Linked DNA regions of Homo sapiens: all the other regions are linked to region 1. A link is a loop called in an ENCODE intact Hi-C map of the cell type or tissue named here. Cell type or tissue: GM12878. All regions are shown on one strand. Each heading gives the region's core, and the rest is flanking DNA. Links, peaks and the distances in the headings are about the cores only.

Region 1 (8,204 bases), core at 1,464-6,463:
TGTTCTTTTGGCTTAGGATTGTCTTGGCAATGTGGGCTCGTTTTTGGTTTCATATGAACTTTAAAGTAGTTTTTTCCAATTCTGTGAAGAAAGTCATTGGTAGCTTGATTGGGGGTGGCATTGAATCTATGAATTACCTTGGGCAGTATGGCCATTTTCATGATATTGATTCTTCCTATCCATGAGCATGGAATGTTCTTCCATTTGTTTGTGTCCTCTTTTATTTCATTGAGCAGTGGTTTGTAGTTCTCCTTTAAGAGGTCTTTCACAGCCCTTGAAAGTTGCAGTTGGATAAATATTTAAAGTATGTTTCTGAAATGAATAAAGATTGGGGCCAGGCATGGTGGCTCACACCTGTAATCCTAGCACTTTGGGAGGCTGAGATGGGTGGATCACTTGAGGTTAGGAGTTCGAGACCAGCCTTGCCAACATGATGAAGCCCCATCTCTACTAAAAATACAAAAATTAGCCAGGTACAGTGGCGCACATGTGTAATTCCAGCTTCTCAGGAGGCTGAGGCAGGAGAATCGCTTGAACCCCAGAGGTGGAGGTTGCAGTGAGCTGAGATTGTGCCACTGCACTCCAGCCTGGGCCACAGAGCAGACTGTGTCTCAAAAAAAAGATTTTGGATGACCCTACATCAGTATTTTTTGGGACATTTAAGAAGATGACTGCTCCTTGTGCAGTAATTTTCTCTTAAAAACTTCAAAACACTTTATTACACAAATACAAGAAAAATTAACACAAGTATCAGGGTGATTTTTGTGGTACAATGTGGCATTTCTAATCACCTGACCTTTGGTATAATTAGTATGTATAATGTATCTGTCCATCTTATAGAACTCAGAGCACCTTTTGAGTATTTTCCAGGAATATGTAACACAATTTCAACTTTGGTTTTTATGACATAGTTCTTGTCTGCAATGCTGATTACTTACTCAAGAATGGGACACCCCCTTCCCAATTATTTCACAATTTCTTTAGGAAAATGCGGTTATTCTGGTGGATGCGTGTTGCCATAACTCATGAGACCAGGTGTCCACAATGGAGAAGTAGGGCTAGGATTTTTTGTTTCATTTCTGTCCTGGGCAGCCTTTATCGTTTTGGTCAGAGTTCTGGCTTTATCCAGAAGCCAAGTGACTTCAGTACAAGGTGGTTTCCCCTTCCCCAAACAGCAGGGAACTAGAATCAGAAACAGGAAAAAATAAATAAATAAAAAGAAACACATTATGATCAAAATAGCTTCAAATAAGGTTTTAAAGCCACTTGGGTACTATTTGCCTATTGATATCAGAATCGTCCCTTCTTGTTTGGGTATAAATCAGTTAGATCTCCAATTTGCTAATGGTTACAATGGATATTTTAAACCAGAAGAGTCAGTACATTTATGATAGCCATAGAGTCTGCATGATTCTATATTTAAAGTGTTTTAGGGGGTGAGTGAGTGGGAATTTGAGAACAGACTTGGGCAAGGAAATTCCTTCCCCTCTGTGCTTTTGTAGCACCTGTGTCTGTTGCAGCATTTGTGCTGTGTGCTAGAGCTTCTGGTCTTACTGAAGAGGATCCTGCCTAAGTCGTCTCAGGGTTCATAGCATCCAGTGGCTGAATGTTTATTGAATTAAGGCAGGCAATAGGGATTCCTTTCTTGGTTTATCAATGTTTGTTTCTTCTCTTTTTAATAAAGAAACTGGCTGGTTTCTATTTGCGTGCTCAAAATAAGCATATCTTTACCAAGTCAGAGCCCTCTAAGGCCCTGCAAATTCTCACCTTACCACTTATCCCCTTAATGATATATCATGCATCTAGGTTTATGCATCTGAGCATTGGACTGGGATCTAGAAGTCTCAGGTCTGAGTCACTCCTTCAGTCTTCAGTACCCATCTTCACTTGAGCAGACCACTTAATATCTCTAGACTTCAACATCTTGATTTATAAAATAAGATTACTATTATAAGTCAGGGGCTGTCTATATGTGCACTGCCTGCCTTAAGGACTTTTGCCAGAAATAAAATTAAGTAATGTACAGATGTTCCTTGACTTATGATGGAGTTATGTCCTGATAAAGCCATCATAAGTTTAAAATATTGCAATTTGAAAATGCATTTAATGCACCTTACCTACCAAACATCATAGCTTAGCCCAGCTGACCGAAAATGTGCTCAGAACACTTACATTAGCCTGCAATTGGGCAATATCATCTAACACAATGCCTGTTTCATAATAAAGTGTTGAATAGCTCATAATTTATTGAATACCATACTGAAAGTGAAAACAGAATGGTTGTATGGATACTCAAAGTTCAGTTTCTACTGAATGTGTATCGCTTTTGCACCATCTTAAAGGGGAAAAATTGTAAGTCAATTCTAAGTCAGAGGGCATGTATAAGGCTTCTCAAGACTGAAAAATACACTCTGTGCGACATTTGTCATTTTCAACTAACCGAGAATGAGGGCACATTCGCAAAAATTTGATTAGATTCAGAATTTAACCTTATACCACTGGACTCATATTTTTGGGATCAGTGAATCATAATGTAGTTATTAACAATTTTGTGACCATTTCCAGGAACTAACTGTAACTGAGCCATTACAAAGAAAAAGCTGTTCAGTTATAGGGACCCAAAAATATACCAAATCAGTCAAGTGTTTATTGAATGCCTACTGTATGCCTGTTACTGTGCTATTCCACATGTGAAATAGAAAAGAAATCTTACCTATAGGTCTGATCCTCAAGGAATTTACAGTCTAGTTAGGGAGGGAATAATTTAAGAACTGGACTAATCTGTGATATAAATAAATACTTTAAAAATTCTTTAAAAATTATTTTTAGGATACTTATTGAGAGAAATGAGATATCAATGTGAGTAAGGAGCTTGGGTAGGGTCTTAAAGAGTTGAAATTAAACCTGGGAACATAATCCAAGTGGAAAGGAATTTTGTCAAGATGGAATAATTTAATCTAGCGCAATGTCTGATATATAGTACATGCTCAATAAGTATTAATTTGCTTGATGAATGAATCTCTTTCAACAAATTTATCTTCTAGTTTGCCAGTTCTCTCTTTACTGTGTCTAGTCTGCTGTTGAACTTGAAAATGAAATAAAAATGCTAAGGTCATGTTTTTCTTTTCCAGGATTTCTATTGGTTCTTTCTAAACTCACAATCCTCTACTCCACACTACACTCCTTAACCCTTTCCCTGCCTTATTTTTAGCCATAGCACCTACCGTATTCTAACATACCATGTAATCTACTTATTTTGTTTCTTATGTTTCTTCCCTTATTAGAAATATAACGAAGTCCAGAAAAGCAGGAATTTGTATTTGTTTCGTTCACTGACATATATCTCCAAACACTAGAACAGTGCCTGGGACATAGTAGGATCTCAAAAAATATTTGTCGGGGATCTCAAAAAATATTTGTCGGGGATCTCAAAAAATATATGTGTTGTCCATAAGTATGGAGGCAATAGTGAAACCTGCCAAATTAGATTGGGGTGGAGATGAGGTCCTTGTAGAGTCCAGTAGGAAATAAAATTTGGGGAGGGGCTTCATTATGGCCAGATTATATAGAGCATCCTGTGTTGAGGGGAGGTTTGGGGCTTCAACGTAGTAGGCATGTATATTATTTACAAAGCTGAGCCAAATATCCATAATTTACTTGTCATCTGGGAGACATCAGGAAATAGCAGAAAGAACTCTGGCTTTGGAATTGGAAGTATGCAAGTTGGAATCCTACTTCTACAGTTTACCAGCTATGTGGTCTTAGGGCAGTTACTTACTCTTGAAGATCCAGTTTTTTTTTTTAACTGTAAAGTGGTGTTAATAATCCCTACCTCATAAAGTTGTGGTGAAAATTAAGAGATAATATTGTAAGTAAAACCCCTAATACAAAGTGGGTGCCCAGTAAGTAGTTCTTAGACTACACTGACTGATTTGAAACTATTAGCATACTAAAATGTACTTTTTCTGTTTGGGGCACATTACTTAGAGTAGTAGGAAGAAGCAGAAAACATTGAGTATAGTATATTGAGGTAGAGTATTGTAACTGTGGTTTAGGAAAAATAACTACCAACTGTGAGTAAAAATGAAAAGGAAGATACTATATTTGGGTGTTTTACAGTCACGAAAAAAAAAAACCCACAGAAATAACTAGTATCTTTTCACTTCTCCAAAACGTTTTGAAACCTTGAGTTAATTAAGAAGGGAGAGGAAAATCCCCTAATAATACTAGAGTCACTAATAGTGTGGTCTCTGAAAGTACCGAACCACAGGGAAGTCACCGGGTTCTGGAGGAGATCAGCTTTCCTGGAGTGGTCCAGTCCTCATGGATATTCTCTTCTGGGTAGGACCTGCATGTTGACATGAACCTAGGGCACTAACTTGACCCTCCGCAGAAAAAACTTTCAATGTTAAGTCCTCTGCTTGCTAAAGGTCACCCAAGAATATTTCTCCTGGAGAAGCCTTGTGCATTTTCTTTTCTTTTCTTTTGTCTTTTTTTTTTAATTTTTTTTGAGATGGAGTTGTACTCTTGTTGCCCAGGCTGGAGTGCAATGGTGTGATCTCAGCCCACTGCAACCTCCACCTCCCGGGTTCAAGCGATTCTTCTGGCTCAGCCTCCCAAGTAGCTGGGATTACAGGCGCCCGCCACCATGCCCAGCTAGTTTTTTGTATTTTTAGTAGAGACAGGGTTTCACCATGTTGGCCAGGCTGGTCTTGAACTCCTGAGCTCAGATGATCCACCCGCCTCAGGCTCCCAAAGTGCTGGGATTACAGGCATGAGCCACCATGCCCAGCCTGCCTTGTGCATTTTCTATATAACTGGTTGTTAAAGATGTTATCCTTTTTTGCTAATTGACCCATGGATAAGGGGCCATCTGACAGCTTTGAGAATTTAGGATTAAGCAAACATTTATTTCTCTTAACTGGTTATTCCCTCTTATCAGATTATGAGAATTAAATAGCACACAATGCTTCCTTTTTGTTTCAGTTATCAAGAAACTCAGAGCACCATGTAATGCTTGATTACAATAACAAAAAGTCTAGGAGGACCATAAATTTACTTCCTCCTTGTATGCTATAGTTCAGTACTGTCGTTTTCTATTTTAAGTGGCTTGCTGTGTAGAGCATCTTAAAGGCTTTACAAAATAGCCTGAGTATACCTAATTTGGCATTTGACTAATTTAACATTTCCCCAGATGTGACTCAAACATTTTGTAAATGTAGTGAATTTAAAAGACCCAGGTGTCTAGCAGTAGGGACATGGTTTAATAAACTGTGGCATATTAATACACTGCATTTAGAATTTTTATCTTAAATTCTAAAGCAAATCTGTCACTGAGCCCTTATACAAGACTCAGTGCACAATGTATAACTGAACAGCAGTGAACATGAATGAATTTATGTTTCAACGTGAGTAACTGATATGGTTTGGATATTATTTGTCCCCTCCAAATCTCATGTTGAAATGTGACCTCTCATGTTGGAGGTGGGCCTGGTTGGAGGTGTTTTGATTAATGGGGGTGGATCCCTCATAAATGGCTTGGTGCCATCCCTGCCACTAATGAGTGAGTTCTTGATCTGTTAGTTCAGGTGGGATCTGGTTGTTTAAAGAACCTGGCATCTCCCCACTCTCTCACTTGCTCCCTCTCTTCATGTGACATGCTGGCTCCCCTTCGCCTTCCACCATGGTTATAAGCAGCCTGAGGCCCGCCTCAGAGACAGATGTGGACACTGTGCTTCCTGTACAGCCTGCAGAACCATGAGCCAAATAAACCTCTTTTCTTTATAAATTACCCAGTCTCAGGTATTTGTTTATAGAAATGCAAATAGACTAACACAGTAACCTGCAAAAAACATAATATGGAGTTAAAAAAGGGAGATGCAGCAAAATTCATTCAGTTAATACAACAGAAAATGCTGCTTGTCCCCCAGTATCTGCTTTCCATTTTTTTCCTCATAATAGACTTTTAGAAGGTTCAATGACCTCCCAGAAAGAAGACTTTATTTTCTTGCCTCTCTTGCAGCCAAATATGATCATATGACCAAGTACTTGGCCAATAGGATATCAGTGGAAGTGTGTGTGTGTGTGTGTGTGTGTGTGTGTGTGTGTGTGTAATTTAGAGGCTGTGCCGTTAAAGGGAGTGCCTTCCCTGGTTGTTTTCTCGTTTCCCTTTGCCTGACACGTGGGCCTGATGGTGAGGGCAACACCCTCTTGGTGGTAGAGCAGGAAGATTAGGGAGGGGTAGTGAGGGAGGAGTAGGGAGCCACCACTTCATCCCAGGAATACTTATGCACTGACTCTTCTGTGAAGGAAAGAGAAACTTGTCTAAGCCACCATTATTTTGGTCTTTGTTCCAGCAGCTACACCTGCTTCCTAATTCTATATGATACTATTTATGTAAGTTAAAATGAGCAAAAGAATATTTATTATGTATCTGCGGACATGTATATTTAGTAAACCTGGACTGGATACAGACTAAAATGAATGACAGTTGCCTCCGAGGTAGAAGGGAAGGAATGGGACCAGGGAAGGAGGAAATACAGCCTACTTCCTCTCTTTACACTAAGCCACAAGGGATTCTCTCTTTTCTGTGTGTCGTGCTCAGTCAACTATGTCAGAGTAGGACAGTCAATTCAATGATGAAGAATCTGTATGTTTGTGATCTTTGTGATTGCTTTATGCCACGCGGTTTTCTGTTGGCTTTTAACAGTGACTTTTACCCCATATGAAGTGATTGGATTAAGAGAAAATAGTGGCTCACCCTTAAAACAAATGTGGAGGACAGAGCCATGGCTGTCATAACAGGAGTGAGCTATGAAATAGACCTGGGAAAACAGATGCTATTGCAGTTTGATGGTAAGGCCTGTGGCACAGGTGTTGCTGGCAGGCTGCAAGAGGCCCCAACAGGGGGCCTTCTCCATTTGCCCAGACTCTAGACAATGCCATTGCTGGCTCAAAAGCTGAAATCGTCAGCAGCCTGGGTGACTGTCTCTTGGGGTCAGGCTCACGTTAATCAGGCTCAGAGAGCCTGAGGCTAAACCAGAGTGCCAATCGATTAATTTATGATAAGAGATTTGGCTGTTGCAGAGCAGAATGTATGTTCAGGCTGAGCAGAGCATTTTTTTTCTGAGTAGGCAAGTAGCAGGGGACCCCAGGTTGTCATCAGAAAGTTGCTTAGAAAGGACAGAGGAAGAACAGAGGCAATTGGTTATGGTATGCTCATAAATAGACTGGAAAAGCCTGATGGGTCCATCTCCTTGCTGGAATAGCCTTGACTCCACCTCTCCCCACTAACAGCCACTGTATCCTTTCCTTTATCAGTGGTTACATGCATGATCTCATCATCTGACTTTTGGAGTCAGCCTTTCTTCTCTCTCTCTCTCTCTTTTTTTTCCCACAGTATTTTTTTCAAACTAGATTCCACAGAATGGACTGGGTTTTCCCTAAACGAATCTCAGGTGCATTCCAGGTGAGTCACATTGCAGTTTGGGGATTCCCAGGCTCTTAAGGGCATACAAACAGCTCATCTGGTTTACTCCCTCAATTTGCCAGTTACATCCAACATATGACAATTTTGCTGGCTAACACTGAGGGAACCTTCATTCTCTTACCTCTAAATCTATGGGGGCCCTCACTGTCCACTTCCCTATTCCAGGTACATTCCATGATGCATTTAGTTGTATTTCTGAATGCGGTTCTTCTTGTCACATGGCAGTCCTTCTGTCTTCCCACTTGTCCCTGCTTTCACTCTGTTTACCTAAATGTGGAAGTGCCTAAGGGGCAGTCCTTGCTCACATAACTTTGGCTCTCTGATGTGTGGCTTTAGAGATCATTTGTGCACAGCTAGCTTCCAGGTCTTTATATTCAGTCCTGAATGTATTCTTACAATACAGTCCTAAAAGTCACTCCTTTTATAAGTAGTTGTTGGACAAGATAATACATATGATAGTACAAAATTCAAAAGTTAGAAGGCAAACTGAAAAACCGGCCTCCCTTTCTCCCTGGAGATAAATGTATTCCATTGTCTTCTCTGGAGACAAATACACTCATCAGTTGAGCCATTTCTGCCTGAATGTGCCATGCTGTATTTAAAATCAGCGTATGTAATAACGCAGTTGGCACTGTTGCTCTAGAGTGCCATCAACACCCACCTAGATGTTGAGGTGCCCTCCCTTCTCACATTGCCTAATGGTTCCCCGGAGAAC
Region 2 (8,204 bases), core at 2,043-7,042, 78 kb before region 1:
GAACTGATATACATTTGACTCTTTTGTCCTTTTGCAAATTGCAGTGCCCAAATACAGAGATGTTTCTTTAGGTTTGGGCAAGTCTGGTGAGACCATCTGTGACCTGCACACAGATTTGCTAAAGGACTTTTCTTTAAAAAATAGAACAAGGTGAAAATACTGTAAAGAAAAAAAATTTAGGTAGATGAAATTCTTATCCCATGATGGATGATAGGATGGGAAAGACTAACTCCCTTCATACAGGTCTCATGAATAGGAAACAATACCCATAGCGGCATCGATGGATACAGCCAGCAGGTGGCAGCAGGGGGCCGTGCCAGAAGAATTTACTAACTTGGAAAGGCCCTAGCTAAACTGCAACATGGGCCTTTGGGCTTAGGAGACAGCATCTGTGAGTGGTTGGAAGAGGGTATGATGTGTTTCCCAGCAGAAAAAGAAACGTGAAAGGGTCTTCCAGAAGCCCAGGATTAGCATCTGGTGTCTAAAATGAAGGACCCAGGCCGGGCGCGGCAGCTCATGCCTGTATCCCTGCACTTTGGGAAGCCGAGGCAGGTGGATAGCTTGAGCCCAGGAGTTCGAGACCAGCCTGAGCAAACTGGTGAAACCTCGTCTCTACTAAAAACACAAAAATTAGCCAGGCGTGGTGACGGGCGCCTGTAATCCCAGCTACTCGGGAGGCTGAGGCAGGAGAATCACTTGAACCCAGGAGGCAGAGGTTGCAGTGAGCCGAGATCGCACCACTGCACTCCAGCCTGGGTGACAGAGCGATACTCTGTCTTTAAAATAAAATAAAATAAAAGACCCAGAGTTGGGGTTGGTTGGCAGGGAACAGGGATGGATGCAAAAGAAAGGAGGGGTGGCATAGGAGTGAAACCATCCTCAAGGCAAGGAGGAAGGCATAGGAGAAAGAAGGGAGGAGGGTCAGCCTCTGACAAACAAATGGCAGTGCAGAGTAGGAAGCAGGGTAGAAAGGGTGGGGATCATTTATTTTTGTGTGAACTGGGAGTGGCACTAATTTTAAAAAGCTCTGAGGATAAGTGGAAGCAACTGAAATGTCCATGGATGAATAAATGGATAAGCAAAATGTGGTATATACATAGAATGGAATACTATTCAGCCTTAAAAAGGAAGGGGCCGGGCGCAGTAGCTCATGCCTGTAATCCCAGCACTTTGGGAGGCCAAGGCGGGCGGATCACCTGAGGTCAGGAGTTCAAGACCAGCTTGGCCAACATGGCAAAACCTCGTCTCTACTAAAAATACAAAAATTAGCCGAGCATGGTGCCGGGTGCCTGTAATCCCAACTACTAGGGAGACTGAGGTGGGAGAATCGCTTGAACCCAGGAGGTAGAGGTTACAGTGACCCGAGATTGCGCCATTGCACTCCGGCCTGGGTGACAAGAACAAAACTCTGTCTCAAAAAAAAAAAAAAAAAAAGAAAAGAAAAGAAAAGAAAGAAAGAAAGAAAGAGAAAAAGGAAGGCAATTCGACACATGTTGCAACATGGATGAACCTTCAGGACATTGTGACAAGTGAAATAAGCCAGTCACAAAAAAAGATAAATAGTGTATGATCCCACTTATATGATGTACCTAGAGTAGTCAAATTCATAGAGACAGAAAGTAGAAGGTGGTTACCAAGAGCTGAGGGGAAGGGAAAATGGAGAGTTGGTGTTTAATGGATAATGGATATACAGTTTTAGTTGTTTTTTGTTTTCGTTTTTTTTTTGAGATGGAGTCTTGCTCTTGTTGCCCAGGCTGGAGTACAGTGGCGTGATCTCGGCTCACTGCAACCTCCACCTCCTGGGTTCAAGTGATTCTCCTATCTCAGCCTCCCGAGTAGCTGGGATTGCAGGCGCCCGCCACCACACCCAGCTAATTTTTGTATTTTTAGTAGAGACAGGGTTTTGCCACATTGGCCAGGCTGGTCTTGAACTCCTGACCTCAAGTGATCCACCTGCCTCAGCCTCCCAAAGTGCTGGAATTACAGGCATGTGCCACCGCACCTGGCCTTACAATTTTCGTTTTGCAGGATGAAAATGTTCTGGAGATTGGATGCACAACAATGTGAATATATTTATCGATACTGAACTATATCCTTATAAAGAAATGATTAGGATAGTACATGTTGGTAGGGGTGGTGGCTCAGGCCTTTAATCACAACACTTTGGGAGGCTGAGGCAGAAGGGTCACTTGAGCCCAGGAAGTCAAGACCACCCTGGACAACATAGTGAGGCGAGGTGTCTCACACCTGTAATTGCAGCACTTTGGGAGGCCGAGGTAGGTGGATCACAAGGTCAGGAGTTCGAGACCAGACAGGCCAACATAGTGAAACCCTGTTTCTACTAAAAATACAAAAATTAGCTGGGCGTGGTGGCGGGCACCTGTAGTCCCAGCTACTTGGGAGGCTGAGGCAGGAGAATCGCTTGAATCCGGGAAGCAGAGGGTTGCAATGAGCCGAGATTGCACCACTGTACTCCAGCCTGGGTGACAGAGCAAGACTCAGTCTCAAATAGAGATAATAATCATATTTTTTTTTAATTAGCCAGGCATGGTAGTGCGTGCCTGTGGTCCCAGCTACTCAGGAGGCTGAGGCAGGAGGATACCTTGAGCCCAGGAGATCAAGACTACTGTGAGTCATGATCGTGTCACTGCACTGCTGCACCTGGGTGACAGGGTGAGACCTTGTCTCAAAAAAAAAAAAAAGTACATTTTATGTTAAGTGTGTTTTACCACAAAAAAAAAAACAAAAAACTCTCCAGCCCAGCCTGACCAACATGGTGAAACCCCGTCTCTACTAAAAGTACAAAAATTAGCCAGGCGTGGTGGCGCGTGCTTGTAATCCCAGCTACTCAGGAGGCTGAGGCAGGAGAATCACTTGAACCAGGGAGGCGGAGGCTGCAGTGAGCCGAGATTGCACCACTGCACTCCAGCCTGGGTGACAGATCGAGACTCTGTCTCAAAAAAAAAAAAAAAAAGAAGAAGAATTAGATTCCATTCCAGGCAATGTGGTAGAACAGGACGCAACATCAAATTAGTATAAATAATAATAATACCTCACATTTAAATGGCACTTTACAATTTACACAGTTCTATTGTGAAATACCTTACCTTGTTAAGTTCTCCTAGCAACTAGGATGGAGTGGGGTGGGTCTCTGTGTTCAAAGTGCATAGGCTATAGGAAGGGTGATTAGGAAAGTGGAGGATGAGTGGGCTAACAAGGCATAGAGAGACAAATGCTAGAATTGATGAGTGAATACAGAAGAAATGGAATAGAAAGATGCAAAACAACCAGCTCATGATCTACCTGATTCCTCTGTTTTTCCTTGGATGTGATAGGGGGTAACCATACTCTTGTGTATTCAAATGTTTCCTACTGTTTCTAGGCCCCGTTTTTCATAAGCTCTGTTCCAAGAAGCAGTACTGCTTCCTAGTCAAAGGTGCCCCAGTGTTCAAAGTTTGGCCCTACCCCTTCCTGATTACATGATCTTGCGCAGGTTACTATCTCTCGGCTTTAGTTCTCTATGTGATAATAATAGTTCCTGCCACCTCTAAGCCTTCAATACATATTTTCTCCATTTCATTTTCTCAGCCCTGTAACCTCAGGATCAAATGCTGCCTACTGACTGAAGTGACAAAGAATACCTTTTTGAGGTTTTTCTTCTTTCAACTTGTCCTACCATAGTATTATCGGGAAGATCCCCCAATATCATCCCCCAATATCATTAAGTAGGAAGAGAAATTGTTTGCAATATATAGGTTTCATGTTAAGTAAAAATTGTTGACGTCAAGGGTTTAGAAGAAAACAGTTTGACTGGAGTCAAAAGTCACTTTTCTTCTAAGTCACTTTTCAGAGGTGAGATGGAAACCTTGAGGTATGTTTCTGGCAAGTGATCTCCAACAATTTCTCTAAAGTATCTGATTAGAATAAGTAGGGAGACATTATAGGTAATAAGGTAGATATTTTCCTTAATCCAACCCCTAGAATTTAAACCATATTGAGCACCAGGAAAATTTCGCTCTGCAATTTCCCGAGGCATTTTACTTGTTACATTGGGTACATTATGACCTGTTGAAGATGGTGGTTTTCAGTTCCTTCCATTTAATGAGTCTTTACATTCTAATTAAAACCGAAAGTGGAATTCCTCACTTCTTCTGTTTGTTAATGATATAAATTATCTTAGCTGCTATGAAAATAAAAGGACTTCCTTCATTTGGATTGCTCAAACACTGATATTCACGCTCACTTGGAGGTATCTGGAAACATTATCTAAATGAGATTATTTTATCCAGAGAGAAAATTCTTAGCTTTAAAAGCTATTTAACTAAGATGGCTTGATATATTTTATGACTAACGCAACTGGGCCAACCTGTATCTTATGTTTAGTCAATGCAAAATGAAACAAAAATCCAGTGCCAACCAGATTAAATTGCAAAACATGCACACAGTATTTTGGATCAGGAACTAAACTTGTGTGGTTAATGACTAATTTCCTACATCCTCTGAGGCATCTACATGCTTGGATTTTTTTAGAATGGCTGGGCTTCATTTGTCACAAACTTGCCTCTTGAAGCAAAGCACACAGTAGACCTCCAAAAACTAGGCTTTAAATCTAGAAATTCTACTTTTTAATTCTTCCAAAGGAAGAATTTCTTTGAGTCATTTCCAGGTCCCTGCAGAGCCAAAAGACACACAGAACATATTCTATAAGCGTGCACAGGCTGTCCAGAGCATTTATCATTGCTCATAGTAAGCTTTGTATCCTGCGTGTTCTGGCTACCTAATTGCTTGGTAATAAATTACCCCAAAACTTCGAGGCTTACAATAACCACCTTATTATGCCCACTAATTTTGTGGGTCAGGAGTTCAGACAAAGCACACAGTGGGAGTCCATTGTCTCTGCTCCACGATGTTTAGGGCCTCAGCTGGGAAGACTTGATGACTGGGGTGACTCAGCGGCTGGGGGCTGGAACCACAAGGAAGTATCTCCATTTACGTGTCTGAATGTTGGCTGGGACCTCAGCTGAGAGTGCTGACTAGAACACCTCTATGTGACCTTTCCATATGGCCTGGACTGTCCCACAGCATGGTGGCCTCAGGATAATCCAACTTTTTACATGGTGAATTAGGGACTCAAAAGTCAAAGTCCCAGGGAAGAAGTCAGGAGCTGCCTCGCCTTTTCTGGCCTAGCTTTGGAAGTCATGCGGCATCATTTCTTCCTCTTTCTAGCGGCTACAAACCAGTCACAATCCTGTCCCAGTTCAAAGAAAAGGTGCATAAGCCACACTTCTCAATGGAAGAAGAATCAAAGAATTTGTGGACATATATTTATTTATTTATTTGAGACAGTCTTGCTCTGTCACCCAGGCTGGAGTGCAAGGGCATGATCTTGGCTCACTGCAACCTCCGCCTCCCAGCTTCAAGTGATTCTCCTGCCTCAGCCCCTCCCCCCACCCAGTAGCTGGGATTACAGGTGCCCACCACCACACCCAGCTAATTTTTGTATTTTTAGTAGAGACGGGGTTTCACCATGTTGGCCAGGCTGATCTCAAACTCCTGGCCTCAAGTGATCCGCCTGCCTGGGCTCCCAAAGTGCTGGGATTACAGGCGTGAGCCACCGCACCCGGCCTGTGGACATGTTTTTAAATTGCCACAACATGTTAAGCTCTATGTGTTTATAGCTGCAAAGTTATGTCATGATTCCCAAATAATAAATCAGACTGGACAAAAATGACGGAAAAAAAAGAACTCCAATCTCAGAGGTGACTGAAAGAAACACTGTAGAATTGCTGTCAGAGACTGAGCTTGGGGCCCTGCATTTAAGATTGATTCAGGAGGGCCGGGTGCAGTGGCCCATGCCTGTAATCCCAGTACTTTGGGAGACTGAGGTGGGTGGATCGTCTGAGCTCAGGAGTTTGACACCAGCCTGGGCAACATGGTGAAACCCCGTCTCTACTAAAAATACAAAAAATTAGCTGGATGTGGCAGTGTGCAGTTGTAGTCCCAGCTACTCAGGAGGCTGAGGCAGGAGAATCACTTGAACCCAGGATGCGGAGGCTGCAGTGAGCTGAGATTGCACCACTGCACTCCAGCCTGGGCGACAGAGTGAGACTCTGGCTCAAAAAAAAAAAATTGATTCAGGCAAACCTATAGGAGCAGGAACTTAAGCGTTTTAAAGGAACATAAGGTCTCCAAATTGCTGTCTGTGGTTAACACTGTCATCCACCTCTCAGGTCTCCCACCAAGGAGAAACTCGTCCCAGTTGCTAGGACAGCTATAGGTAGGCAGCCTTCAGCTCTTGGCCCTTTCAGAGATTGCCTCAGTTGCAGAGTCGCCCCGTTCAAGGTGATGACGCACCTCCTGGTGGCTCATATCCAGTGACTGATGGATGCGGGAATATAAGGCCTGGTCTTTTTGGCCCAGCCTTAGACAACTCTGAAGGGTCATTTTATTTCTATCGTTTCTCATGAGGCTGGTTGAGACCGTTGGGCCTATTTTGCAGCTTGACTTTTCTGTCTGACCTGTTCTCCATCCTTCCCTTTCCATTGCAGGTGTTGTCTGTAAGGACGCTCTTTAATAAATATCTTGCGAACTAAGCTTCGTCTCAGTGTCTGCTTCTTAGGGACCCAAATGTGTGACATTATCTGGACTCCTGAATTTTACCTCCATGTTATCTCCTACCAACTTTGCCCTTGACTGGGCCCAGTGTCTTGAATGCTCATACATTTTCTGCCTAGTCAGGTTGTCTCTCTGTGCTAGCTTAAGGTTTGATATGGCTTTACTCTCCATTCAGCTTTTATTGCATAGATTGAGCTTAGAGTCCAGTCTGATCATCCAACCCGTAATATGCTTTGGTATACACTTTGGGCGCTCAGTTTGGAGCACAATGCTCACCAACATTAAGTACTTACAGAAGACCAGGTCAGTAATTTAGGATAAGTTGACATGGAAGAAAAATGATCATAGTGTTTTAGACACTTTACTTATTTTACTTTATTTTTTTGAGACATGGTCTTACTCCTAACGCCCAGGCTGGAGTGCAGTGGCATGACCATGGCTCACTGCAGCCTTGACCTCCCTGGCTGAGGTGATCCTTCTACCCTCAGCATCTCGAGTGTCTGGGAGTATAGGCGCCCACCACCACACCCGGTTAATTTTTTGTATTTTTAGTAGAGATGGGGTTTCACAATGTTGCCCAGGCTGGTCTCAAACTCCTGACCTCAAGTGATCCACCTGCCTCGGCCTCCCAAAGTGTTGAGATTATAGGCGTGAACCACTGTGCCCAGCCTGTTTTAGACACTTTAGGAATCACATAGCCATAGGATTGAGGAAAGTCAAGAATTTGGTTCAGATGGAAAGAGAGAACATACAGATGATGACTGATCTAAAGCATATAAAAAGAAGTTAGCAGGCTGGGCAAGGTGGCTCACGCCTGTAATTCCAGCACTTTGGGAGGCTGAGGTGGGCAGATCACCTGAGGTCAGGAGTTCAAGACCAGCCTGCCCAACATGGCGAAACCCTGTCTCTACTAAAAATACAAAAAATTAGCTGGGCATGGTGGTGGGCACCTGTAATCCCAGCTACTCGGGAGACTGAGGCAGGAGAATTGCTTGAACCCTGGAGGTAGAGGTTGAAGTGAGTTGAGATCACACCACTGTACTCCAGCCTGGGTGACAAGAGCGAAACTCCATCAAAAAGAAAGAAGAAAAGAAAAAGAAAAAAGAAAAAAAGAAGAAGTTAGCATGGTCAGATACACAGCTAGAAATCAGTAAATATTTTCCAGTGACAGAGGAAGGTTTTTGACTCCAGATCCCCAAAACGACCTCACTAGTGGAAACACAGCTGTAAATAACAAGTCTGAGTGAGGTAAGGTCACATCCAGCTTTTGAAAGCTCAGCAATTTGGCGACAGAGAACAGTTCAGACCCTTAGGCATGAGCACAGCCCTTATTTCCCACCCACGGCTCAACTAAACCAGCCTAGCCTGGGCCAGATGCTTTTCAGAGCTTAGAGCTGTGAGATTGGAATGCAAATCAGTGGCCCATTCATCTATCTGTGTCTTAGACCAGCCCTAGAGCTAATCCTGAAAGGATGTGCTGGGAGAGTAATGATGATATCAAAGTGATGTGCAAGAATGAAGACTGAGGTCACAAAATGCATTGCGGCCAGGGAGGGTGCCAAAGATTAGAGCCTCGCACCATGATTTTA
Region 3 (8,204 bases), core at 1,508-6,507, 61 kb after region 1:
TCTTCCTCCATCCTTTTATTTTGAGCCTATGTGTGTCTCTGCACGTGAGTTGGGTTTCCTGAATACAGCACACTGATGGGTCTTGACTCTTTATCCAATTTGCCAGTCTGTGTCTTCTAATTGGAGCATTTAGTCCATTTACATTTAAAGTTAATATTGTTATGTGTGAATTTGATCCTGTCATTATGATGTTAGCTGGTTATTTTGCTCATTAGTTGATGCAGTTTCTTCCTAGTCTCGATGGTCTTTACATTTTGGCATGATTTTGCAGTGGCTGGTACCGGTTGTTCCTTTCTATGTTTAGTGTTTCCTTCAGGAGCTCTTTTAGGGCAGGCCTGATGGTGACAAAATCTCTCAGCATTTGCTTGTCTATAAAGTATTTTATTTCCCCTTCACTTATGAAGCTTAGTTTGGCTGGATATGAAATTCTGGGTTGAAAATTCTTTTCTTTAAGAATGTTGAATATTGGCCCCCACTCTCTTCTGGCTTGTAGAGTTTCTGCCGAGAGATCCGCTGTTAGTCTGATGGGCTTCCCTTTGAGGGTAACCCGACCTTTCTCTCTGGCTGCCCTTAACATTTTTTCCTTCATTTCAACTTTGGTGAATCTGACAATTATGTGTCTTGGAGTTGCTCTTCTCGAGGAGTATCTTTGTGGCGTTCTCTGTATTTCCTGAATCTGAATGTTGGCCTGCCTTGCTAGATTGGGGAAGTTCTCCTGGATAATATCCTGCAGAGTGTTTTCCAACTTGGTTCCATTCTCCCTGTCACTTTCAGGTACACCAATCAGATGTAGATTTGGTCTTTTCACATAATCCCATATTTCTTGGAGGCTTTGCTCATTTCTTTTTATTCTTTTTTCTCTAAACTTCCTTTCTCGCTTCATTTCATTCATTTCATCTTCCATCACTGATACCCTTTCTTCCAGTTGATCGCATCAGCTCCTGAGGCTTCTGCATTCTTCACGTAGTTCTCAAGCCTTGGTTTTCAGCTCCATCAGTTCCTTTAAGCACTTCTCTGTATTGGTTATTCTAGTTATACATTCTTCTAAATTTTTTTCAAAGTTTTCAACTTCTTTGCCTTTGGTTTGAATGTCCTCCCGTAGCTCAGAGTAATTTGATCGTCTGAAGCCTTCTTCTCTCAGCTCATCAAAGTCATTCTCTGTCCAGCTTTGTTCCATTGCTGGTGAGGAGCTGCGTTCCTTTGGAGGAGGAGAGGCGCTCTGCTTTTTAGAGTTTCCAGTTTTTCTGCTCTGTTTTTTCCCCATCTTTGTGGTTTTATCTACTTTTGGTCTTTGATGATGGTGATGTACAGATGGGTTTTTGGTGTGGATGTCCTTTCTGTTTGTTAGTTTTCCTTCTAACAGACAGGACCCTCAGCTGCAGGTCTGTTGGAGTAACCGGCCGTGTGAGGTGTCAGTCTGCCCCTGCTGGGGGGTGCCTCCCAGTTAGGCTGCTCGGGGGTCAGGGGTCAGGGACCCACTTGAGGAGGCAGTCTGCCCGTTCTCAGATCTCCAGCTGCGTGCTGGGAGAACCACTGCTCTCTTCAAAGCTGTCAGACAGGGACATTTAAGTCTGCGGAGGTTACTGCTGTCTTTTTGTTTGTCTGTGCCCTGCCCGCAGAGGTGGAGCCTACAGAGGCAGGCAGGCCTCCTTGAGCTGTGGTGGGCTCCACCCAGTTCGAGCTTCCCGGCTGCTTTGTTTACCTAAACAAGCCTGGGCAATGGCGGGCGCCCCTCCCCCAGCCTCGCTGCCGCCTTGCAGTTTGATCTCAGACTGCTGTGCTAGCAATCAGCGAGACTCCATGGGTGTACGTCCCTCCAAGCCATGTGCGGGATATAATCTCCTGGTGCGCTGTTTTTTAAGCCCATCGGAAAAGCGCAGTATTCGGGTGGGAGTGACCCGATTTTCCAGGTGCCGTCTGTCACCCCTTTCTTTGACTAGGAAAGGGAACTCCCTGACCCCTTGCGCTTCCCAAGTGAGGCAGTGCCTCGCCCTGCTTCGGCTCGCACATGGTGCGCGCACCCACTGACCTGCACCCAATGTCTGGCACTCCCTAGTGAGATGAACCCGGTACCTCAGATGGAAATGCAGAAATCACCCGTCTTCTGCGTTGCTCACGCTGGGAGCTGTAGACCGGAGCTGTTCCTATACGGCCATCTTGGCTCTTCCCCCAATCATGATAAAAATAATTAATGAGATTTTATACATTCAATCTTTGTTCCAAGCCTTTGAAATATGGTATGTGTGCTGGGCGTGGTGGCTCACACCTGTAATCCCAGCACTTTGGAAGGCCAGGGTGGGCAGATCACCTGAGGTCAGGAGTTTGAGACCAGCTTGGCCAACATCGTGAAACCCTGTCTCTACTAAAAATACAAAAATTAGCCAGGTGTGGTGGTGTGCACCTGTAATCCCTGCTAATCGGGAGGCTGAGGCAGGAGAATCACTTGAACCTGGGAGGTGGAGATTGCAGTGAGCCGAGGCCGTGCCATTGCACTCCAGCTTGGGTGACAGAGCGAAATGCCGTCTCAAAAAAAAAAAAAAAAAAAAGAAAGAAAGAAAGAAAGAAAAAAAGAAATACAGTGTGTGTGTTGCTCTTACAACACATCTCAATTTGGACTAGCCACATTGTAAGTGTTCAGCTACCACATTGGATAGCGCAGATTTAAATTGCTTTCTTCACAAGGGCCCTTTTGATGCCTTGGAGACGTATATTGCTCAGTGAGATCTGTCATGAGATGCTTCTATGCTGGCCGTGTGTTGAATGGCACTGTTACAAGAAGGATCTCTGGTCCCGAAAGGTGACACCAGCACCTGGTAGCTGTCTCAAGAATTATGCATTTCTTTCTTTCCTGTGCCTTCCTTAGGCACCTGTTGTGGACTCAGGTGGCCTCGGTGGTGCACAGGGGTCAGGGTCTCACAGGCCTTGTCTTCACAGCCCTGCTGGAACCAACCCAACAAGCCAGCCTGACGTCATGACCATGCCTCTCAGAACCATGGCCATTCAAGGAGCACAGAAAACTAGTTGCCAGTTTCTCTAGAATTCTGAATTTTTAAAAGAACAGCCTTATTGAGATATAATTTATATACCATACAAGTCACCCATTTAAATTTAATGGCTTTTGGTATATTACATGATAATTTTTTTTTTTGACGGAGTCTCACTCTGTCACCCAGGCTGGAGTGCAGTGGTGCAATCTTGGCTCACTGCAACCTCTGCCTGCCGGGTTCAATTGATTCTCAACCTCCTGAATAGCTGGGATTACAGATGCGTGTGACCACACCCGGCTAATTTTTGTATTTTTAGTAGAGACAGGGTTTCAGTATGTTGGCCAAACTAGTTTTGAACTCCTGACCTCAGGTGATCCACCTGCCTCGGGTCCCAAAGTGCTAGGATTACAGGCATGAGTCACCACACCTGGCCTACATGATTAATTTTTTAAAATTGTGGTAAAATATAGCCAACGAGATTTGTCATTTAACCATCTTTACGTGCACAATTCCGCATTCACAATGTCATGTAGCCATCTCCCTGTCTACTTTCAGAATTTTTTCATCATCCGAAACAGAAGCTCTGTACCCATTAAACAATGTCTCCCTGTTTCTTCCTCTCTCCAGCCCCTACAAAACTTGTGTTCCACTGGAAAGCTTAATTTGTATTACTTAAGAAATCTCCAGCAGCTTTAGAGCCTCCAAAAAAAAAAAAAGGTTGAAGGGAAAGGCTAGCCCTTTGGGGAGGGGTCCTGGGCTAGTGGAGTATGGTTCTTGGTGGCCCTGATACATGTACCTGGAGACAGGGTCCTTGACAGAATGCCAACGTGACTAAGTTTACCAAACTGCACTGCTTCCCCCTGCTGGAGACGGCGCTGTTCTTCCTCATGTCCTGGAGCACGTTTCTCTTGGCAGAAGCCTGCGGATTTACAGGTAGGTTTTTTCTACTCTTGGACCACCCTTCCCCTCACTGTAGTGGGGTCTGTGGGAACTTGAAGGAAGGGAAGAATTCTTAGATAACAGCTGCACAGAGTTTAACTGTTCAGCAAGTGTCCGTATGGAGGATTGCTGAGCAAGGCTATTGTTCTGTCTTAAATGGATTATTTACTTTCCAAAAAGCTAGACTTTTTTTAATTTTATTTTTTTAGAGACAGGGTCTTGCTGTGTCACCCAGGCTGGAGTGCAGCAGCACAATCATAGCTCACTGTAACCTCGAACTCCTAGGCTCAAGGGATCTTCCCCCTTCACCCTCCCAAGTAGCTAAGACTACAGGCACGTACCACACCCAGCTAACTTCTTTATTCTTTGTAGAGATGGACAACATTTGCTATGTTGTCCAGGCTGGTCTCAAACTCCTGACCTTAAGTGAACCTCCTACCTCAGCCTCTCAAAGCACTGGGATTACAGGCATGAGCCACCATGCCCAGCCTGAAAAAGTAGATTTTAATGATAAAGTTTATCATTCCAAAGTCAATTACATTTTTGAGTACTCATTCTAACTGTAAGTAGATGTTAAGGTGCAAAGAATCTATTAAAATTTTATTTGTATATTTCCCTTGATTGCTATGTTATTTTGCAAACAGTAGCAATAACAAGCAAAATATGTGTCCTTTAAAGGGTGATTTTGCCTCTGCTCAGATGAGTGTGAACACGGTTTTTCATTGTTTTGTTTCTGGGCTATTTAATCATTGCTTTTCAATATCACATTTTTATGGTGTCAGTTTCATATAGTATTAGTGAGGTGAAACATGTGGTTTTACTTCCTCACATTCTTTCATTTTAAAAAAACATTGAATTTTTCCATTAGAAAATTCAAGTACAGTTCTGTACATAATCCAGGTACTTAGGATGTACTTTTGTCACCCTTTCAAAATACTGTAGCAAATCTTTATATGCAGCATTACAAAATGCCCCACTTCCTTAAAATTTAACAGTTATCTGTAAATGTGTAGGCAAAGTCCCAGGTGTGTCATTTGTCTCGCACAACAAAATGGTTACCATTAACCAGAAATATAGAAGATCGGGGCTTGGATAAATGGAATAGTACTCTTGATCTATTTTGTCTAAAGCCCTAGACTGTGAAAAAATCTAGGCCAGGCACAGTGCGCATGCCTATATAATCCCAGCACTTTGGGGCCAAGGCAGGTGGATCCCTTGAGCTCAGGAGTTCAAGACCAGCCTGGGCAAGATGGAGAAACCCCATCTCTACAAAAAAATACAAAAATTAGCTGGGTGTGGTGGTGTGCATCTGTAGTCCCAGCTATTCAGGAGGCTGAGGTGGGAGGATCACTTGAGCCTTGGAGATAGAGGCTGCAGTGAGCCGAGATCATGCCACTGCCGTCCACTGAGGGATATATAATATATAATCCACTTTGTCTCAAAAAATATATATGTATATAAAGCATTAGTTTGAAATTCAGTTCATTCATTCTAAAAACAGTGAGGAATATGGCAAAAATTTGGATGGGCCCTCACAGTCTCTTTGAAGGAATGAATGCTATATGCCAACTACAGATGGTAGTTGGAGGAGTTTAGAGGAGGCAGGAGATACCCTTAAAACTGGAACAAGGAGGGGATGTTGAGGTACTTGGCTTTGAAGGAAGGCAGGGTTGGGAGACACAAAGGTTGAGAGGTGAGGGGTTGTAGGAGTGTTCAGTAGTAATAGGAAACTTTTTTTTCTTTTTTTTCTTTTTCTTTTTTTTTTTTTTTCTTTTGAGAAAAGGTTGCCTTCTGTCGCCCAGACTGGAGTGCAGAGGCGTGATCATGGCTCACTGCAGCCTCGACCTCCCAGGCTCAAGCGATCCTCTCACCTCAGCCTCCCTAGTAGCTGGGCCACAGGCCCACGCCACCACATCCGGCTAATTTTTTGTATTTTTGGTAGAGATGGGGTTTTACCATGTTTCCCAGGCTGGTCTCAAACTCCTGGGTTCAAGCGATCTGCTTGCCTTGGCCTCCTGCAGTGCTGGGATTACAGGTGTGAGCCACTGCGCCCGACCCAGCAATAGGAAAGTTTCAAAAATATTCAGGAAGTTGGATATGCTAGGCTTGCCTACCTTAACTTTTTGTTCTAGCAGGGTTTTTTTTTTCCCCTGCCTCTTTTTTTTCCATTGATTTTTTTTGGGGGGATGTTTTAACAGGTGTTGTAGCTGTCCTTTTCTGTGGAATCACACAAGCTCATTACACCTACAACAATCTGTCGGTGGAATCAAGAAGTCGAACCAAGCAGGTGAGAGAGAGGCTTGGTACTCACGAGTTGCTTGTTAACACAGGGAAGGGGGAACTGCAGGGTTACAGCTTCCTTTTCCCTTCTCTGTGCAGCTCTTTGAGGTGTTACATTTCCTGGCAGAGAACTTCATCTTCTCCTACATGGGCCTGGCACTGTTTACCTTCCAGAAGCACGTTTTCAGCCCCATTTTCATCATCGGAGCTTTTGTATCCTTTTCTTGTTCCACCATTTTCTACATGCAGAGACGACCACTGTTGGAGAAGCTATAGTAATAATAGTCATAATAATAATATAAAATAACAATAATATAATAATATAAACCATCATAAAATAATAATTACTATTTCTGTTTTGGGTAGGTGACTAACTCCATGCTAGTTCACAGGGTTTTTATGATGAAAAAAAGAAGGCTTAAGTGGCATTTCATAACACTAAATGTATTTGATTTAAAGGACTGCATGTATTCCAAGATCATCCTTTCTGCCTTTTCTATGTAAGATGGCCTTTCTGTTAAACTGGTGCTCGGCAGGTGATTGTTTTGTAAAGTGCTCTTCTTGGTGAATCTAAAAGTCAGCAACCATGTCAGTCTCCAGTGTTATTTTTGACAATTCATTGCTGTATGAATTCCAATCCAGGAGGTTCCCTGATTTGGATGACCCAAAGGTTCTGTTCCTCTTGCTCATGACTACGTCTGCAGTATGGGCAGCCCTTCCTCACACTGCCCAGGGTTGCCTGCAGGCAGTGACCCTACTTTTTCTCAAGCTTCCCTGCTGCTGCAGATCATGGTGGGAAAGACTCTTTCTCCCCGCCCCCACCAAAAAAAAAAGGAGAAGGAAAAAGAAAAATGAAGGGAAGAAAAGATAAAATAGAAAAATATTTGGTTCCTTGGTCTGGGCCCATTGTAAATGCAGTTTCTGGAATATAGACATAGTTTGGGGGATTGGCTTCTCATGTGCCTACCAGTGGATGGACAGCTGAGGGTTTTGCTCACTTGGCCTCAGATACTATGTTTTTATTAAAGTGAACTTTTCTGGGGCTTGATTTCAAGATACTGAGCGCAGTCCCCTATTGCTGGACATTCACATTTGCCTTTTCTGAGGCCTCATGATTATCCTTAGATTTTGGAATGCTGGCAAAAAAGCAGTGTTTTTCTCTTCTGGGCTTAATTTATTGTGCAGGAATGACTGACACTCACCAAGCTGCTGGACAGTGACAGTGGCCTAATGCAATGCTGGAATCCTTCTAGCGTGAGAGCCTCCTACGCTTAAACCAGTGGCTCATTTCTTGGATTTCCATGCTTACCAGACTAATAGCTAAAAATCTGCAAGATCAGTGTTTTTATTCTTTTTTGAGAAAGACCTTGCATGTTGTTTTGATTTGTATTCCTAGCATGACACCCTGTGAGAGATAGTGAGAGCACAGCCCTGTTTACAGATGAGGGCCTGGCAGAGGCCAAGCCGGGTCCTCTGCAGATCCTAACTGCTGCTTACCACTTAAGGACTTTTGTTTCTCTTCTGGGATGGAATGTACTTTATAAGCATTACCTGGTTCTTTCTGCTTAAAACAAAACAAAGAAAACGGAAGAAAAACAGGCAGTGCTTTACCCTGCAGGAGACAGAGAAGATAGTTCCGCCCTGGCTTCTGTCTGAAACAGCTGCAGCTCCTGCAGCTGGTGTTTTGCCAAAACGGAAGCTCCCTGTTCCTCTGGCTCCCACAGGGGTTCCCTTCTCTGACCAGGGGAGTGTGTAGCTCTCTCAGTTGGGCACTATTCTAAGCTCAGCAAGTAACAAAGGACCAGTTTCCCTGCATTCTTTGGTTTCCACAGCAGAGTTCCTTTTTCCATACTCCTTTTCCATTTCTTACATCTCCAAAAAACATTTTAGCTACTTAGGTAGAGAAATATCTCCCTGGGTTCATTCCTATGAGTGATCTGAATGTCTTTTAGTGTGGTGAATATTTTAAGTTTCCCCACCTCTTATTTGCAGGCTCTT

Evidence for each region. A loop is a pair of places that touch in the nucleus more often than their neighbours do. Peaks named below come from ENCODE experiments on the same cell type or tissue, not always from the same donor. Only the 100,000 strongest peaks of a DNase experiment are listed, where the experiment ranks them.
Region 2: it touches region 1 in a loop (6-fold over the local background); 1 of 110 quality-filtered maps calls a loop at or near these places.
Region 3: it touches region 1 in a loop (7-fold over the local background); 1 of 110 quality-filtered maps calls a loop at or near these places.

Annotation. Positions count from the first base shown.
Region 1 is chrX:46,709,808-46,718,011 of GRCh38, reverse strand. All of the region lies in intron 1 of SLC9A7 (solute carrier family 9 member A7), which reads left to right. Among named protein-coding and RNA genes, the nearest start is that of SLC9A7, 45 kb to the left of the region's middle. RefSeq lists enhancers at 3,768-3,867, 6,862-8,061. In GM12878, for the core only: no CTCF peak of the experiment used is centred there; a DNase peak (open chromatin) is centred at 4,151; H3K4me3 peaks cover 2,235 bases; H3K27ac peaks cover 4,893 bases.
Region 2 is chrX:46,788,881-46,797,084 of GRCh38, reverse strand. No RefSeq gene overlaps it. Among named protein-coding and RNA genes, the nearest start is that of SLC9A7, 34 kb to the right of the region's middle. RefSeq lists enhancers at 202-251, 342-391. In GM12878, for the core only: no CTCF peak of the experiment used is centred there; a DNase peak (open chromatin) is centred at 4,444; H3K4me3 peaks cover 649 bases; H3K27ac peaks cover 1,848 bases.
Region 3 is chrX:46,649,325-46,657,528 of GRCh38, reverse strand. It overlaps SLC9A7 (solute carrier family 9 member A7), which reads left to right. Exons shown (of 17, transcript NM_001257291.2): 8 at 3,815-3,920; 9 at 6,125-6,213; 10 at 6,306-6,419. Among named protein-coding and RNA genes, the nearest start is that of CHST7, 80 kb to the right of the region's middle. In GM12878, for the core only: a CTCF peak has its summit at 3,851 (motif pointing left); no DNase peak of the experiment used is centred there; H3K27ac peaks cover 1,894 bases.